Regions from separate parts of the Homo sapiens genome. Here all the other regions are linked to region 1. The links are chromatin contacts, found by Hi-C or POLR2A ChIA-PET in ENCODE. All regions are on one chromosome and are shown on one strand. The core of a region is the stretch at or near the end of the contact, and the rest is flanking DNA. Distances in the headings are between cores, read along the strand shown.

The links. Hi-C counts contacts between places; a loop is a spot of excess contacts on that map. ChIA-PET counts read pairs that join two places held with the same protein, here RNA polymerase II (POLR2A). Pooled maps may share reads with other maps.
Region 2: a map of naive thymus-derived CD4-positive, alpha-beta T cell shows a loop between it and region 1 (27-fold over the local background). The contact joins the promoter of LPCAT3 here to the promoter of RIMKLB in region 1. A Hi-C loop is called at or near these places in 1 of 168 maps with a recorded cell type or tissue (naive thymus-derived CD4-positive, alpha-beta T cell) and 4 of 50 pooled maps. POLR2A ChIA-PET finds 5 or more read pairs at or near these places in 1 of 52 experiments (BJ).
Region 3: a map of naive thymus-derived CD4-positive, alpha-beta T cell shows a loop between it and region 1 (5-fold over the local background). The contact joins the promoter of MAGOHB here to the promoter of RIMKLB in region 1. A Hi-C loop is called at or near these places in 1 of 168 maps with a recorded cell type or tissue (naive thymus-derived CD4-positive, alpha-beta T cell) and 6 of 50 pooled maps. POLR2A ChIA-PET finds 5 or more read pairs at or near these places in 1 of 52 experiments (B cell).
Region 4: a loop to region 1 is called in a map of OCI-LY7, with 5 times the contacts of the local background. The contact joins the promoter of CLECL1 here to the promoter of RIMKLB in region 1. A Hi-C loop is called at or near these places in 2 of 168 maps with a recorded cell type or tissue (CD8-positive, alpha-beta T cell and OCI-LY7) and 1 of 50 pooled maps. POLR2A ChIA-PET finds 5 or more read pairs at or near these places in 1 of 52 experiments (AG04449).

The regions. Positions count from the first base shown.
Region 1 is chr12:8,695,286-8,699,833 of GRCh38, forward strand. RIMKLB (ribosomal modification protein rimK like family member B) reads left to right here and starts at 2,706. Exons shown (of 6, transcript NM_001297776.2): 1 at 2,706-3,012. RefSeq lists silencers at 2,511-2,610, 3,141-3,310 and an enhancer at 2,535-3,501.
Region 2 is chr12:7,015,582-7,019,953 of GRCh38, forward strand. It overlaps LPCAT3 (lysophosphatidylcholine acyltransferase 3), which reads right to left and starts at 2,895. Exons shown (of 13, transcript NM_005768.6): 1 at 2,693-2,895. The coding sequence starts at 2,843. RefSeq lists a silencer at 3,246-3,505.
Region 3 is chr12:10,610,960-10,615,686 of GRCh38, forward strand. MAGOHB (mago homolog B, exon junction complex subunit) reads right to left here and starts at 2,650. Exons shown (of 5, transcript NM_018048.5): 1 at 2,480-2,650. The coding sequence starts at 2,573. RefSeq lists enhancers at 1,707-2,586, 2,371-2,770, 2,587-3,464.
Region 4 is chr12:9,730,232-9,734,653 of GRCh38, forward strand. It overlaps CLECL1 (C-type lectin like 1), which reads right to left and starts at 2,866. Exons shown (of 2, transcript NM_001441815.1): 1 at 2,718-2,866. The coding sequence starts at 2,799. RefSeq lists a silencer at 599-658.

The sequences.
Region 1 (4,548 bases), core at 1,456-3,955:
AGAAAAACTACTTAAAATATTTTTGAGCAGGTGTTGCTACCCAAAGGAGATGTGAGTCCACAGCCGCCTAAACATATCAACCATGAATTCTCAAAGATTATGACTGAATGTATGTACAGCCTTTCTGAACCTTGGGTTTCCAATATGGAAATGGTGTAAATAATTTTTGCCCCCTTATTACTTCATATAAAAAGTATGATGTATGAATTTGATCATTACTCACATAAACATTATCTTAACAATATCATGATAATGGTAATGTGTTTAAGCCTTATCATTGGCTTTTTTTAAATACCCTCCTGAGCTTTGTTTTACTCCCTATTAGCTTAAGTCAAAAGCAACGTTGTTACATACATGAGAATATCTTAGAATGTGTATGGCACATAGAAGCAATAAATTGAATAGCAACTTTTTTTTTTTTTTTTTTTGAGACAGAGTTTTGCTCTTGTTGCCCAGGCTGGAGTGCAATGGCACCATCTCGGCCTGAAACCTCCACCTCCCAGGTTCAAGCGATTCTCCTGCCTCAGCCTCCTGAGTAGCTGGGATTACAGGCGTGCGCTATCACGCCTGGCTAATTTTGTATTTTTAGTAGAGACAAGGTTTCTCTATGCTGGTCAGGCTGGTCCAAAACTCCCGACCTCAGGTGATTCGCCTGCCTCAGCCTCCCAAAGTGCTGGGATTACAGGCGTGAGCCACCGCGCCCTGCCCTGAATAACAACTTTTAAGGGCAAGTGGCAAGTGAGTTAATAGTCATACTTCCTATCCTCAGTTTCACCAGTACAACCCACTTTTTCTGGGGATGCAGTTACCACGAATTGGATTCCTTAAGAGTGGGACTGAAGGAATAGGTTAATTAAATATTATTATTGATCCTCTGTACATTTTTTTCCCTGTGTCAATTTCACTGTGTTTATTTTGTCAGATTTTCAGTGTTAGTATCTCTGTGCTCAAGCTTCCCTTGATCACAAAATGCTTCTCTTGGTCTTGGAGTTGAATATACTTTATGTCCCAGGGGGCTGAATATCAGAGTGGAAGTAAATAGCAACAATTTAGTTCTGTAGACCTTATCCCCTTTGTTCTCAAGATAGTGTATCTATCTTATAGGGCGTTTGTTCCTCTAAATTTTGTAAACCAACTAGACGCCTATCCTAGGTTACTCTCACTGACCTAACATTATAATAGCACTAAACACTTTGAACAGCACTTGATCTGTGTCAGCTGTTAAATATTATATACTTATTAACTCATTTACTCCTTATGACAACTCCATGAAGTAGGTGACTATTTTTATCCTCACTTTTACAGCTCAGCAGATAAAGATACAGAGAGGTTAAGTTACTGCAGAGGTTCACATAGGGAGTGGAACCATAAATCCAATCCGGGCAGTCTGGATCCAGAAGTTACCACCCTGGGTTATGCTACATCTTTTAAAGGACTCTCGAGACGCTGAAGGAAATTAGTCAAAAAATTTTTTAAAAGCAGAAAATGAAATTATATTGTCAATTGACTGGGAGAGGAGCAGTGAAAAGTTGTTGGCTGAGGTCACTGAGACAGGGCTGAGACCAGCAAGAAGGCAAACTGGTGAGCACATTACCGTACCTCACACCTGGTGTCTCTGGTGACTGAAGTTATTTGGAAGTGAATCTTCCATGTAAACCTGGGAGGTCGTCTGTAGCCCTTTTTTTTTCTCCTTAAGAAAATGTAATAGCGTAGTTGAACATTCATATTCTTAGCCTCCTTTGGGCTATACTTTTATTTTTTATACATAGTTTTAGAATTTACAAAATGCTCTTAAAATATCTCATTTCATTCTCACAACGACTCCGGACTGTACTCTTTTATCTTTTCACAACAAAGGCTCAGAGGAAGCGTAGCAACTAACTTGTCCAAGGTTTACGCCGGTTTCTAGGGGGCAGAGCTGGCGCTATCCACCCCGCCTGTATCTCCAAACCCGCTTCAGCCAGGAAATTTATCATGTGGTTTTAAATTTGCCTCTCAATATACAGAGGTACTGTCTTTACTCCAGTCCCGGATAAAGACCTTCTAGGTATGAATGATCTTTGTCTCCATATCTTTGCCTACCGGAGGGAGGAACCACCGTAAGCGGAGACTCCGGGCGGCGGCCGGCGGAAGGGCTGGGCGGGAGGCGTCGGGATGCCGGCAGGACCCTGCGCCCGAGGGGGTAGGGGGCTCGTGTCGGGGTTCCAGGCGCAGATTGATGGGGCCTAAGCAGGGAATGTGAGGGCGGGGAGGGCGTACAACGGAAGGGACTAATCTCGCGGTTTCGAGTTGGGAGCAAACCTCGCCCCCCACCCCCCCCATCCGTTTCCCTTTCTCAGTGAAGACGGTTTGGGGGCGGGTGGGGAGGCGCGTCCTCGGAGCGCCCTCGCGCTCCCTTTTCGCTCCCCGCGCGCGATCCATCGCCTCTCTTCCCCCGAGGCCAGCGATGGCTCGGGTGCGGGCGAGGAGCTGGGAGGGCGGCTCTCGACGCAGGTGTCAGATCCGCTCGGCAGTGCTCGGCGCGCTGGCCCGGCCCCCAGCTCCTCCGGCCGCCGCCCCCCGCCCGCCGCGCCGCGGCGCCAGGAGGGCGGGGCCGGGGCGCGCGCCGCTCCTCAGCAAGCGGGCGGGCGGCGTTCGGTCTGAGGGAGCGGGGCGGTCTCCGCCGGCGTCGCGCGCGCTGTGTGTGAGCGGGGTCGCGCGCGCGCGCGGCAGGCGAGTGAGGGAACGAGGAGCGGCCGGGTGTGAGTGTGTGGGAGTGAGAGTGTGTGGGAGTGGGGTGAGGGAGAAGCTGACGGGACGCGAGGCTGTGAGAAACTGGGCGAGTGTGCGAGGACGCCCGGCCAGCCTGCGGGAGCCGCAGTCGGCGGAGGAGAAAGGAGGCGGCTCCCGGTATCCCGACCCCCTCCCCCTCCTCTCCTTCCCCCACTTCCAGCCGCCCGGCGGCCCGCGCTTCCTCGAAGGCCCCAGCCCGGCTCAGTCGGCCGAGAGCGAGGGAGGAGCCCCCCGACCCAGGTGAGCGGTACGACCGCTGTTGCCCTCGGGTGTAGAGCAGTGAGGCGAAGGCGCGCCCTCCCGAGTGGGCGAGTTCAGCGGAATGGATCCCCCGATTAGCGGGGGCTGGGCCGGGGAGGGGACCGGCCCGAGCGCGCCCGGGGTCCGGGGCTAGTTGAGGCCGGTGGTCGCCGCTCCGCGGAGTCGGTGGGGAGCGAGGCGGGGCCCGGCCTTCGCGCGTGTGCCGGGAGGCGCCGGCCCGTGGCGTGTGCGTGCGACCGGGCGAGCCGTGTCGAGGGGGCGGCGACTTCGGGCGTGTAAGGAGTATGGTTTCCCCGCCGGCGAGGGGGTGTGGTAACCCCGGGAACGCCGGCTGGAGTCGGACCCGCGGGCTGCTGACCTGTCCTCGGGATTGCGGCGACACTCCCCCTCCCCCCCCTTCCCACAAATTCTATGGAGCGACCGCGGGAGGAGGATCACGTGGTGCGGTCCCGCAGCTACTGTATTCGATTCCACGTTTTCCTCCTTACGTGTAAATTTTAGAGAGTGTGACAGTCATTCCATCTTTTCCTTTGACAGTCTCTGAATGAGAAGGGGATGACCAAATAATTGCTTGTCCAGTTTTGATTCTTTAAAAATTTGAGCATGATGTAAATATTACACTACTTGCCCCTCACCCCCCCCCAAAAAAAACCCAAACCAGAGTGGTAATAATTTCAATCTCCCCTTATTAATATGTCCTTATCTCTGATCACACATTTGTTATTTCACTGTTTTATCCCATTTGTATTGGCGAATAGCGATGGGGTGGTAATTCTGTTCTGTGAGGGGTTATTGCACTAACCATGCTCAATGCAACTGCTATGTAAATTCTTTCAGTATGCTGTCATTTTCCCATTAGTTATATATATTGTTACCACATCTTTGTGGAGTTAGGTTCAACTCTAAATAGGTATAGAAAGTATATGGGCAGCCTACTATGCAGATTTTTTTTTGTGGGCTTGGTATGTTCATTATATTTATGGGTGTTCTTAATTATTAACTATAACCATTTAAATTGAAATGTTTTTAAATCTCATTTTTGTTACTTTCACAATATTGGGTACCTTAAAGGTCATTTCTTCTATTTTAAAAAATGATTTCTTAAAAGCAATTATGAGAATACTTTTAAGATATTCATTTGGAATAAAACACTCTCTGAAATTCCGGTCTCAGAGATTTAACATTTATTTCCTAAATTTTAGTATGCAACCCTCTAATTTTAAAAATAATCATAGTTAAATTTCTTTTCCAATGGTTACTGTTTTATTTGGTTAGTGTGTCAAAGGGGAGGAGGCCTATTTTGTCTTGAGGTAATCCTATTTTATTCTTTTCTATCTTGGTTAGTGCTGTTAATTTCCTTCTTTCATGTCATTGATTTAGTTGTTAGTTTGGCAACATGGCTGTTGATGTTTTTTATCTTTCTCTGTCTCCCTTTTTTCTCTCTTGTCTTCTCTTACCCCTACCAGGTGCTGGAGTCTGCTTGTCAGGGAGGGGGGCAGTCTGTGATTCTGAGAA
Region 2 (4,372 bases), core at 1,645-4,144, 1.7 Mb before region 1:
TAGGAATACAATCCTACCCGTCCACATGATGAGCTATACCTGATAGGAGGCAAGTTGAAGCCCCAAGTTGATCTAAAAATGAGAAATACTATGAATTACTGAAGGCAACAGGGTATGTGAGATAGGAAGGCAGGGTGTGGGAAATGGTAGAATGAGCAAGGGGGCTCGGGAGTGTGGTAGATGCATTACACCAAGTGTTTATTACTTTGATGATTGGTGGTAATGAGAGAAGATGAGAGAAGAGGAGTGGGATATGGAGAAAACAATTTCCTAGTCATCTGTATGCCCCGTGACAGTACACAGCAATAGCCCAGCAGGAGTGCACAGGCAATATGTGATTATGTCAACAAACAAAAGTTGAATTCTTTATGTCAACAAACAAAAGTTGAATTCCAAGTCCTAATTCCAGCCCTAACTCCATTTAACAGATTGCCCCTTATAACTGGTTGCTACTTGTGTTACATTCTGAATTTATTGTTGAGAAACCAACAGTTTCCTAACTAATGAATGTAATACAATTTTTTTTTTTTTTTGAGACAGGGTCTTGCTCTATCCTTCAGGCTGGAGTGCAGTGGTGCCACGGCTCACTGTAGCCTCAAACTTCCAGGCCCAAGTGATCCTCCCACCTCAATCTCGGGAGTAGCTGGGACCACAGGCATGGCATGAGCCACCACGCCCAGCTCATTTTTTTATTAATTTTTTTTTTTTTTTTGGAGACAGAGTCTTGCTCTGTCACCCAGGCTGGAGTGCAGTAGAGCTAACTTGGCTCACTACAACCTTCACCTCCAGGGTTCAAGTGATTCTCCTGCCTCAGCCTCCCAAGTAGCTGGGATTACAGGTGCCCACCACCATGCCCAGCTAATTTTTATACTTTTAGGAGAGATGGGGTTTCACCATGTTGGCCAGGCTGGTCTCAAACTCCTGACCTCAAGCGATCTGCCCACCTTGGCCTCCCAAAATGCCAGGATTACAGGCATGTGCCCCTGCGCCTGGCCTAATTTTTTGTAGAGACAAATAAAATGTTGCCCAGGCTGGCCTCAAGCGTTCCTCCCACCTTGGCCTCCCAAAGTGTTACGATTATAAGCATAAGCCGCTGCGTCCTGTCAAATGTAAACACTAATTGCTAATTACAATGTCAAAAATAACTGGGTCAGAAACAAGGATGAAAGAGTAGGAAGTTCAAAGCTGGTGTAGTGCAAATAAGCCTAGACTAGGGTGCTGATAAATTTGGATGATGTCTGGGTGACACTGAGCAAACTGCACAACCCCAGTTCCATTCCATCTTTAAAATCTTACGATTCCACAGAGGAAGAAAAAGGTGATCTTTATTTGGAAGAAAGGAAGATCTTGGTTTGATATGTAATAGGAAAGTAACAATGCTATTAGGCAAGGTTGTTTAAATATGAATTAATGCCTATCCCATTATCTAGATTGGGTTAACACCCTCTGGTGATATTATATATCAGTGTTTCTACTGAATACTGGATAAACGCCAAACTTCTCTCTGGCATTTAAGGCTTTCCACACCTGCCCAACTTTATCTCAAACTTCTCATGGTTCAGACCTCTAACCCTCTGCTCTAGCCCCAGTCCTGTTTCCTTATCACCACTTACAGCTTTTGCTTAATCCTTCCCACTCACCCGCTCCTAAAGTTCTATAACCTTCATAAAACGTTCCAACTGCTTAAATTTTATGTATATATATGTACAGGTACTTCCCAATCTTGGCCCTTCTACAGGACTTTATGGCAATCCTATGTGGTAGGCACTGTTGTCCTCATTTCATAGATAAGGAAATTAGGCCCAGAGGGTTTTGCGGCCTGCGTAGGGTCCTTCAGTTTGTGAGCAGCAACAAGGCTGGATCTGATTTGTTTGCCTTCAAAACCCATACTTTTTTCCATTGTACTATGCTACCTCCATGTATTAAACCATGGAGTGAGGATGCGGTAAAAAAGCCTATAAACCAGTTGTAATACAGCTTGTTGTGGCATAAATTCAGATACACCACATCCTTTGAACCACACGTGTAATAAACGCTTGGAATAGTATGGATCGATTTTAAGGAGGTTGTTAGTCCTGTTTCCCAAGTCCAGCATTAAAATGATATTCCAGGGTAAATGACAGGTAGGTGGCTTGGAAAATAAAAAAAGCAACATGGTATAAAAAGAAAATAGTAGGACTGGGACAGAAAAGAGACGAAAGTATAATATAAGCTGGCAATAAGCAAAACAGGCGCTCAGAATATGAAATATGGAATATGGGGCTGAAAAGGCCGAAAGGGCTAAAGTTAGGGGCCCTATGCCTACCGATGAGATGCGCGCGTGTGCGGGGTGGTTATTAATGACAGAGCAGGACACATGGCCAGACAGTGGAACTCAACAGAGCGACAAATAAAGACAGGTCGTGGGAGCAAGGGTAGAGCCTGGCACAAGAGGGCGGGGGCCCGACTGAGAGGCCAGAGGGCATGGCAGGGGTTGAAGAGAAAGATGAAGAGGTTCAGAGGGCACAGCGCCCCAGACTCGAGACAGGACTTCTGTCTTCCCTCAGTAGCTGTTGGTGTGCTTCAGGATTCACACCCGCACCCGGCACAGCCCTCCCGGGTGGCTCCGGGAAGAGAGGGAGGTCCTGTCCCCATTCCTCCCCTACTCCCCGGGGACTCCGCGAGGGGCGGAGGGAGGCAGGAGGGTCCTTACCCAGGAAGATGGAGATGATCAGCCGCAGCGCCTGTTCTGACGCGCCCAGGGACGTCGCCAACTTGTTAAGGCTCAGCTCCTGGAAACCCGACTGCAGAACCCCCGCCAGCGCCACCACAGTCCCCTCGTCCCCCTCCGCTGAGGACGCCATCTTAACTCCGGGAGCCCCACAGGGACCCCCCAGCTCCGCGCGCCCCGAATGCGGGCAAAACGCTATCGCTTCACCCCCAATTCCGGCTCGGGGCCCGCCCACGGCGTGCGCATTGGCTGGAGGCCCGCCCCGCGGCGCCAGCTCACCCCGTTATTGGCCGACCTGCGCAGAGGGCGGGGCCTAGCGCGGCAAGGTAGGAAGAGGGCGGGTCTGAAGGTTTGTAAGGCAAAGGTGACTCCTGCCGAGAATGCACACGGGGAGGCTCAGGGCTGGGCGGGGCTTGGCGTCGGGACCCAGAGCTGCCATTGGAAAGGTCTGAGCCCGTGGCCCGGCGACAGTTCAACTCCGTTCGAAATGCTCCCAGGAGGAGCCCTCCGGGGCGACCGTCCGGCCGGCCGGTTCGCTGCCTTCCCATTGGCTGAGGCGGGAGCAGGCGAGAGTCTGGACGCGGGGGGGCCGCCCGCGCGCGAGGTTACTCCCGGTCGCCGGCGCTGGGGTTACTGGGGCATGTAACGGGGAGGCGGGAACGCCCGCGCCGCCTTTCGCGCGCCCCCTAACGGCGCCTCCCGGCCCGTTCTTAAATTCTTAGGTTGTTAGACTCGTCGCCTTCACTCCCGGAGGTTCAGCGGAAAGCCCAGTGCCCCAGGAACAGACATTGTCTGCTCCTTTTATTTCATGGATCCCTTTTCCATGCAGTTTCCTGTAGTAAAACATGACCTTCCCCCTAGAGGCGATGAAATTAAGATATGCCTATTTAACACTTATTATTTTAATTAAAAATTCAAATAATTTTGCACTGAGTAATACATGTTTATGATAAAAGTTATAACAGTATAGAAATGTAAAACAGAAGAGTCCTGTTTCCCCTCCCTGCTTTTCATTCTCACTTCCTACAGGTAATCCTGTTAAGATTACGCCAAAAAAAAAAAAAAAAAAATCTGTCGAGCACTTACCATATGCCAGGGACTGTGCTGGGCTTGGGAATAGAATCAGGAGCCCAGAGCCACGGAGTGGGAGGATGCACAAATAATAGCATCAATTAACGTGTTATTGCAAGAGAAGGTAAGTGCTCTGAAGGAAAGGGTCAAGGTTCTGTGAGAGTATGTAACAAAGGAATGCTAAGAGTTTCTTGCAATAACTCTTAGTTACAATAATTTGTGGCGCATTCTTGTAAAATTACAGCTTATACTTCTGTAGCACTTGCACTTTATAAAGCACTTTCATCCGTATTATTTCACTTGCTTTGGCTGCGCAATAGAATATTTATTATGATGATGTCCTCTTACAGACACAGAGGCTTGGAGAAATTAAGAAACTGGGTAAGTTCCTTTACAAGTAAGCGGCAGACAGAATTTAAACCTAGGTCTGTCAAATTCCCTACCCCTACTCCCATTTTGGGCAAGATTTTAAAAAACAAAATATTTCATTCACACGGAAAAGTAGAGGATAATATAACTTCTCCAGGTTAAGAAACAAACATCACCTATACATTTGAAAAGCCGGTATATCCCTTCCTGAGGGCATTTCCC
Region 3 (4,727 bases), core at 1,400-3,899, 1.9 Mb after region 1:
GAGAATCTGCAAAAGGCACTAAGATTCCTTTAAAGTTTGTTATATGTCTGTATCGGTGCTAAGTGCCTCACCCAGAGCATTTAATCTAATCTGTAAAACAATCCCAAAAATCGGGTTTTATTCTCTCACCTATTCATAGGAGAGAAAACAAAGTTAAGTAACTTAACCAGGGTCACACAAGATTCAGATCTAGATCTACTTTCTTTCAATACTCAGGCTTTCCCCACTACACCAAAATGTTCTCTTTTAAAAATTTTTTTCCTTCAAATGTATGCATGCAATTATAATGCAGACATTTTAGAATTATGACTAGGAAGCATACAAACGATGCTTCTGGATCAAAGTTGATGAGTTTGTTAGCTAGTTTATATTTAATTTTAATCCATCATGATTGCTGTATTATCTGATGTATGCTTCCCCTTATGGCTAGTCAGTTGCCCAGACACAGCTATAATGTGCAACAGGTACTCTAAAATGATAGAAATGACAGTCTTTGATGGCTTGGCACCAGGCACAGTGGCTCATGCCTGTAATCCCAGCAATTTGGGAGGCTGAGATGGGTGGATCACCTGAGGTCAGCAGTTAGAGACCAGCCTGGCCAACATGGAGAAACCCCGTCTCTACTAAAAATACGAAAAAATAGCCAGGCATGGTGGCCCATGCCTGCAATCCCAGCTACTCGGGAGGATGAGGCAGGAGAATCGCTTCAATCCACGAGGCGGAGGTTGCAGTGAGCCGAGATCGCACCACTGCACTGCAGCCTGGACGACAGAGCAAGACTCTGTCTCAAAAAAAAAAAAAAAAAAAAAAAAAAAAGAAAAGAAACGCGTCTTCGGGAGGCTCAATATCACCAATGGAAGTATGTGTAACAGTGTAGTGGCAGATACATTGATTAGAACCACTGTTCTAGCATAAAACTTCCCTGATAATATTCAGGTACTTAATTCATGTGACCTGCTAAAAGTGATAGGGACAAGCTTGATGGTGTTCGCAGGCAGAGGAACTGAAAATAATACTACATAAAGAATAGATGAATTCAGGTAAATTTAGCTGAATTTATGGGGACGGTAAGGTTAAATACAGTGATTAAGGTTTCTAAATAATTGCAGGGCTGGCCCGGTGGCTCATGCTTGTAATCCCAGGACTGTGGGTGGCTGACGCTGGTGGATCCCTTGACCTCAGGGGTTTGAAGCCAGCCTGGGCAACATGGGGAAACCCATCTCTACAAAAAATAACATAACATAACATAACATAACATAACATAACATAACATAACATAACATAACATAATTAGCTGGGTGAGGTGGCGTGGGCCTGTATTCCCAGCACCTCGGCAGGCTGAGGTGAGGGATCACTTGCACTAGGGAGGGGGAGGTTGCAGTGAGCTGAGATCGTGCCACTGCACTCAGATCTGGGTGACAGAGTGAGACCTTGTTTCAAAATAATAATAATAATAATAATTGCAGGACTGTAGTTAACGTGAGTTCTGCCTGAAATGCTTGATACTCTTCTCCTTTCCTAATATACGTTCCTTCTCTAATTTTTTATTCTTGCTCTCACAGAACATTGTCCAAAGCCTGCTTATAGGACTTAATATGCATACTGCTTTATAGTTAAATGTCTGTGCCTCCCACCAAGACAAATCTGCTTTAGTTAAATTTGTCTTACTCATTACTGTACCTTAAAATTTTGTATTTGCTTGTTGTCCAGCACAAAACGTGCATTCAAAAAAACCCAAAAAATATATATCCAAATGAACTTTCTTGTTGCAGGTAGGCAAGATCAATGTAACATTCTCTAAGGATAGCGCTGTCAGAAAACACACTGTTGCACACTACTTGGGTAGCAGTTTCACCTCATCCTCTGCTCATACTGCTCTGGAAGTCTGTTTTTTTCTCTCAAAGGCCAAGTCTCTCATTTCGAGACTCATCTCAAGAGTGCCGTCCTCTAAGAAGATCTTCCTGACTCCCTCCTGTGGAACTTTACCTCTCCCCTCTTGCTTGGTACTCTTCATGCGTCCTATGGTGAACAATTACACGTAAACACCTAAAACATATTATTATTCTCATTTGTTAACACGTTGGGCTCCTCCCCTTCAAAGAAAACACACAGCCTAAATGAAAAAAAGGTACTGGTCACCACAAGATTTTATTCATCCACTGGACCACCCGCTGGTGGGGGTGTTTTCAAAAAAGTGCTAGCATTTTCAATCAGGGCGACGATCTAGAGTCCCTTCTGGTGCACTGTTACAGAATTCTGATTACTGTAGGTTCAACTTTTCAGTTTGTGACAGGATTAGCTTTAATTTATTGCAATTAATTCTCTTTCATTTATAAAACCAACTTATGCCTCCTCTATTCTTAAGCTCCTATTTCCTTCGAGGGAAGCAGTGGCCTCCGCCGCCTGTACCCTCCACACCACCCGGCCTCTCGGTCTCGCTCCCCTTTCCCAGCACCGCGTGCCGTGGGCCTCTTCTCACCGTCCGGCCGAAATTCGAACTCCAGAAACTCGTGCCCAAACTTGCCCTTGTGCCCTACGTAGTAGCGCAGGTAGAAATCGCTAGCCACAGCCATTTTTGTACCCGGGAAGCCCGCCGAAAACGCAGCCAACGTGTCCCCCGGCGCCTTGCAGTGACGTCATCGCGCGGAATAAGTGCGTCACCACAGGCGCTTCTCTTCCTCCTGCAGTGCAGCCCTAGACTAAAGCGTGAAAGCCGAGTATCGCGTGAGAGTCCGGAGGCGCTGAAGGGAGGGTCGCAGCGCCGTGACTTTCGCTTTACTAGGAATGGAGGCACATTGTTTTCAAAATAAAGATTACATTATACTAGCAAAGATTAGAAATGTGAGCATATGATAGTCTTTTTTATGGACTTAGAGCTAAAGGTTTGCAAGTCACTTTTACTTTTCTGGTCTCCCAATCCTTGCGGCGTTTGTGAGGTGGGTGTGGCTCTATGCCCCCTTTAACTGTGAGCTAAATAAAGATAAAGCTTAGAATCGAAATGGCAGACCGGGAATATAAACTATTTTTCTTACTTAATTTCTAACAGGGTGCTTTCCCTTTGGATAGCGATTGGTAGTTACCCGGGACCTCTAAGCCTATAATAATAGAGACAAAGTCAAAGGAATCCAACTCTTAAAACCCTCACACCCCCCACACCTGAAAAACCCTGACAGTCACCGTGCTTTTTTTAACAGCAGAACTTCTAAGGTTCTTAATTCATTCAATAAGGGTTAACTTTTAGTAGCCTGTGAAGTTTTGGCAATTTGACTTACGATACAATAATGGTTTAGCCCATTATTGTTTCTCGCCAGATAGAATTAAATTGGGGGAATGAAAGAATGCTCCAGTGTGGCGTAGTTTTTAAGGTAAGGGAAAGACTTTTACACAAAGTTTCCTTTTCAGATATTATTGATCACCCTTTTGTTATCAACACACAGAGTAATCCTATCTGTCGGTTGACAACCTTCAGTGATTTTTAGTAGAAAGTGGTGGAGAGAAGACCTGGGATTCAATCCCAACACTTAACAGCTAACTAACCTCGGGCAAGTGACTATCTCTAAGCCTGTTTGTTCATCAGCCTAATGCATATACAGCAATCTACATTGCCAAGCTCACAGAATTCTTGAGAGATCTAATGAGATAATATGTAAAATAAGCTTTAAATTTTATAAAACATTAGTTTTAACAAACATTTCCTATGTGACAGTTTGAAACTAGAAATAAGCCATTTGATCTGGTAGTCTAGAAAAGAAAGCAAACACGTAAGGCGAATACCAGCACAAGGGAGCAATTGCTATAATTAAGAATATATGTGCCATCCTGGCCAGCATGGTGAAACCCCGTCTCTATTAAAAATACAAAAAAATTAGCTGGGCGTGGTGGCGCGTGCCTGTAATACCAGATACGCGGGAGGCTGAGGCAGGAGAATTGCTTGAACCCTGGAGGCAGAGGTTTCAGTGAGCTGAGATCGTGCCACTGCATTCCAGCCTGGGCAACAAGAGCGAAACTCTGTCTCAAAAAAAAAAAAAAAAAAAAAAGAAAAAGAAAAGAAAGCCTATATGTGGCCGGGCGCAGTGGCTCATGCCTGTAATCCCAGCACTTTGGGAGGCCAAAGGGGGCAAATCACCCGAGGTCAGGAGTTCAAGACCAGCCTGGCCAACATGGCAAAACCTTGTCTTTACTAAAAATACAAAAATTAGCCAGGTTTGGTGGCACGTGCCTGTAATCCTAGCTACTCAGGAGGCTGAGGCAGGAGAATCGCTTGAACCCGAGAGGCGGAGATCGCGCAGTTGCACTCCAGCCTGGGTGACAAGAGCGAAACTTCGTCTAAAAAAAAAAAAGTGTGTAAAACATGCCGGTAGTACAGCAGAGGAAGCAAGAGCATTCTATTGCAGAGTAGGGAAATTTGAAAAAAGAGTATTGGAAAAGGCTTGTCAACGGAAGTGTTTGAATTGGACCTTGAGAAGTAAGTTCTGTGTATGTTCAGTGGGATGAAAAAGCATTCCAGGCAGAAAATGACCCGAGCAAAGACAGTGGTGTGAAAATTCATGTTTGGGGAACACTAAGAAATTCGGTATAGCTAGAGCATAAGGTTCAAGTAGAATGACTAAAAAGGCAAATTGGGCCACGTTTCCTTGAGTCCATATTAGTAGTTATATAACTATTAATATAGAAAAATGAATCAGTCCCTACAATGGGCCACCATTTTGGAAAGTACGTAAGAAACA
Region 4 (4,422 bases), core at 1,616-4,115, 1.0 Mb after region 1:
TAGTGCTGCCTTCGGTATCCACACTTCTCATTGCATTTGAAGTACTCAAAAGATAATAAATAAACCAAATAAAAGAAGTTGTACTTTTAGCTTTAGGCTGAAAGTTTAAAACAACAGTCTCTGGTACATAAAAGTTACAGTACATTGTTTCCACTAGATATGTGACCTAAACACACAATACACTGAGAAAGTACTGAAAATAGCTGATATTGAAATATAATCATATCAAGACTAAATGGAATGTTTATTTGGTAGATTATTATTGAGTGCATTGTTTTATGTGCTGATTATTATTGCTATTAATTAAAACATCTTTAATAGGAATTTGTTAATTTTCAAAACATTAAAAGAAGTCCACATATTTTCACTCATCAGACAAAACAGTCAAAATTGTGGGAGTCAAGTCAGTCACAGAAAGAATGTGGTGATGTCACTACACGTTTCTTTTTCTTTCTTTTTTTCTTTTCTTTTTTTTTTGGATAGGCTTTTGTTCTGTTGCCCAGGCTAGAGTGCAGTGGCATGATCACTGCTCACTGCAACCTCCACCTCCCAGGTTCAAGCAATCTTACTGCCTCAGCCTCCTGAGTAGCTGTGAATACAGGCACGTGTCACCATGCTCGTTTTTAAAATTTTTGGTAGGCATGAGGTCTCTCTGTGTTGTCCAGGCTGGTACCAATCTCATGGGCTCAAGCGATCCTCCTTCCTCGGCATCCCAAAGTGTTGGGATTACAGGCGTCAGCCATTGTGCCTGGCCACTACACATGTTACTAATATGACGAACTGAAATTATGGATCCCTAAGTTTAGTAGAATAAAATTTCAGATTTCATAAAAAGACTAACATAAAAGATATTGATCATTCTTTTAGGCCTCCTAAGTAAGATTTAAGCAAAGCATAAATTTCTGGGATATTCTCAGTTCAAACACACACTCTCACTGATGTCCTGCTAAGCTTCCTGATGACATTCCTTTATGCTTTACATCTTGGAGAACCAATGAGCATACATATATACATTCATCGTCTAATGCGATTCATTTATTTATTCAGCCATTTATAAATTATTTTACTTATCAAGCATCTATTAATTTCCTGCTCTATATTTAGTACGGTGTGAGGTGCTAGAAACACAAAGATTAATAGATTATGTAGAAAGATTCAGCATTTTATGAGGCTCTGAAATGGTAAGGAATATGACAACCTTTAGGAGAAAAGAAAAGGCCAATAGCCAGAGCAAAATCAGTGAAAGGTATGAGGTTAGAAGAGATCAGGAACAATTGTGTAGGACTCTGTATGTAAGACAACAAAAATCTAATCTATCCAACAGCTCTTTCGCTTGATGGCGAAGTGACGCATGAGAACAAAAGTTGCGTTTATCTAACACCACACGTATACAGCACAAGAACAATATGATATTTGACTTCTGGTCATAAGCATGACTATAGGTAGGTAATTTAATCTTCATATAGTTCGTTTTCTCATTTTTAGCATTCTAAGATTGAACTAGATCACATTAAAAGATGTTGCCCCACATCCCTAAACTGGGAAAAGAATAAGGTTTTATTTATAAAAGTTCAAACCATAGACAGAAAGGCAATTAAACCCTGGAATGCGGAATCAAAAATATTGGTTTTGTTGCTTAAACTGAGTAAAATAACCTCTAGAAAAAGAAACTAACTACAGGACATTTTTGAAGCATAGGGGAATGACAGTGCAGTTCTAGTCCATGTTATTTTTCAAATTATGTTTCACTATTTCATAGGAAGTGAAAGTGCCTAAGCTGGAAGAAAAGAAAGCAAGTTAGCCTCTGCTGGGTAAAATAGAGAGGTAAGGTTTAAAATAAGAAACAAGATGCTTTTACAACCAGAAAAGGACACACACTAGATTCCTTTGATAACTATAAACTTTTGAAAATATAAAGAAGAAATACATTCCTTGGAAATACGAACAAAGTAGCAGATTCATTCCACAAGGGCAAATACAAAGGAGGAACTTTAAATTATTTAAAACACCTACATAAACTCTATGCTACAAAAATTCTTACCCTAGAGCAGAGAATGGAAATGTAACAAGACAGAGAAATTTCCTTAATACTTCAAAGAATAGAAAAGACACTGGCTATGAAAATCTATAATTTTTGAGGGGGTTTGGTGATGAAGGCACCATGTTAAGTTTAGGCATATGCTTATCGCCTCTGATTCCAGAAATATTCAATTACCTAGTCATTAATTCTAGACTTTATAAAATTAAATCTAACGTTTCATGTTTTCTTAAGTTTACATTTTTATCCTATTGATATTGTAAAAGAATAAATAACAATATGAGTAAATTGCCACAGGTATTTTTCCCAGTGGAGATGAATTTATCACATTATGTTAAAAGGTCAGATTTGATTGAGAGTGAGCAAAGCTGTGGAGCAGAAAGGCGTGATCCCGCTAGAAGTTGCTGTGTGAATATAAACATTCATCACGAGAAATCAAGAAATAGAAAGGCTATGAAAACAGAAGCAAAGTTCTACATATTAAAACCAAAGTGGCAATTTATTTTATGAACAGACATTTTGCTTCATTAAAAACATTCGCTCTTATTCTTAGCATTCAATGAATTTTGCTTTGAATCCAATCTCCTCTTTTCAGTTTGGCAATTAGATACATAAGAAAGAAATAAAGGAGATAACTAGTAAAATCTTAATTCTCAAAGGCACCCTAAATCCAGCTTACCAGATCTCTGAAGTGGAAACGCGAGTTCTAACGGGGAAGTCCGAACAGTTTTGATGTCAGCGTAGACTACATCTCCAGCCATTGCACAGATCAAAAAGAGAGAGAAGACCACAAATGATGTCCCACTGAAGGGACAATCATATTTCTGCAAAGAAACTTCTGATAAGTAAATTGAGATGGCAAATTTCCTTCTGCTCCCCAAGTGGGTGGTGGACTTCCTCCATGAATAAATGACAAAACCAATGTGTTCAGTCTTACTAATCAAGGTAGCAGATTTCTCGAATACTTGTATGACATGGAAGAAATTACTAACCATACAGTAGGTTCTCGTTTTTCAGTTAGTTTTCTGCCTAAACTTGAAATGCTTTTAACTTTTATTAATACCACAGAAGATATCTCACCATTTTCTCCTATAGACCACTTCCTCTTTTAGTTCAGGCATATATTCTCTGGCGGAAACTCTGAATTTCCAGCATCTTCTCCAAAGTAGGATAGCTATTTGGGAAACAGAACAAGAAAAAGAAGGGATTTTATTACGAAAGTTACAGAAAGGGGCCCTATGTCTTTTATCCTCCTCTCTAAATGCATTGTATTGTCTAGATAATACCTTAAAAATTCTGAAAGCTATTTGCTTTCCTGTATGCTTTATAATATTAACATTAAACTGAGGTAAAACATGAATTATGCAGAGGACTTCTGAACTAAAAAATATATATTTAAGAAACAGAAATAACTCTGTTAAAATAATTCAAGGTAATGACATAAAAGAAAAAAATCTAATTTTAAAATGAGGTGTTCAGAAATTTACTATCGAATACAACATAGCAAACATAGATTTTATCTCCTATTTCTTCTAAAATTCCACTAAAATTGAATTAAGTGAATAAAAATTTGTTAGTCTAAAACAATAACACAAAGGCTCAGGGTCCTATTAGTTGATGAAAAATTTCAACTAATTCCTGGAAAATGGAGAGTAGATGGAGATGTGATCATTGATGAAGAAGTAAAATCAGAGAAAAATGCAGCCAACACCATACAGAGGGAAATAATGGAGGAGAGCCTAGCTACCTGTGAAACCGTCATAGGACATAGAAATGTCAGATATGAAAAATGGCAGGATCCATTAGCTTATGACTAGTAGATTAACTGGAAATCTGCATATGGAAAAACTGGTTTTTTCAATACCCACTCAAGTGCATTCTGCAGAATTAATCTAAACTGCAGTCACCCCATCCCTACCCCTCATCCAAGAAATTTAACTTAGGTTAATTAAATAACTAGAGAACAGATCCTGGCTTTGTGGCATTTAGGGATCCCTCCTATAAAGACCAACTTCTGACCCTGGATGAGGCTTGAGCACCGACCTCTGTCTCTTAAGACTGCATGACACTCTCTCCCTTTTCTGGGCTGTTCCAACTGTTTGTATGTGACTAGACAATACCTACTACATACATGAAAAACTGACTTTTAGAGGTTTTATTATCTGCAGGTGGTTGCATAACCAATAATTTTTTTTTTTTTGAGACGGAGTCTCACTCTGTCACCCAGGCTGGAGTGCAGTGGCGCGATCTCGGCTCACTGCAAGCTCTGCCTCCCGGGTTCATGCCATTCTCCTGCCTCAGCCTCCCGAGTAGCTGGGACTACAGGCGCCCGCCACCACGCCCGGCTAATATTTTGTATTTTTAGTAGAGACGAGTTTCACGGT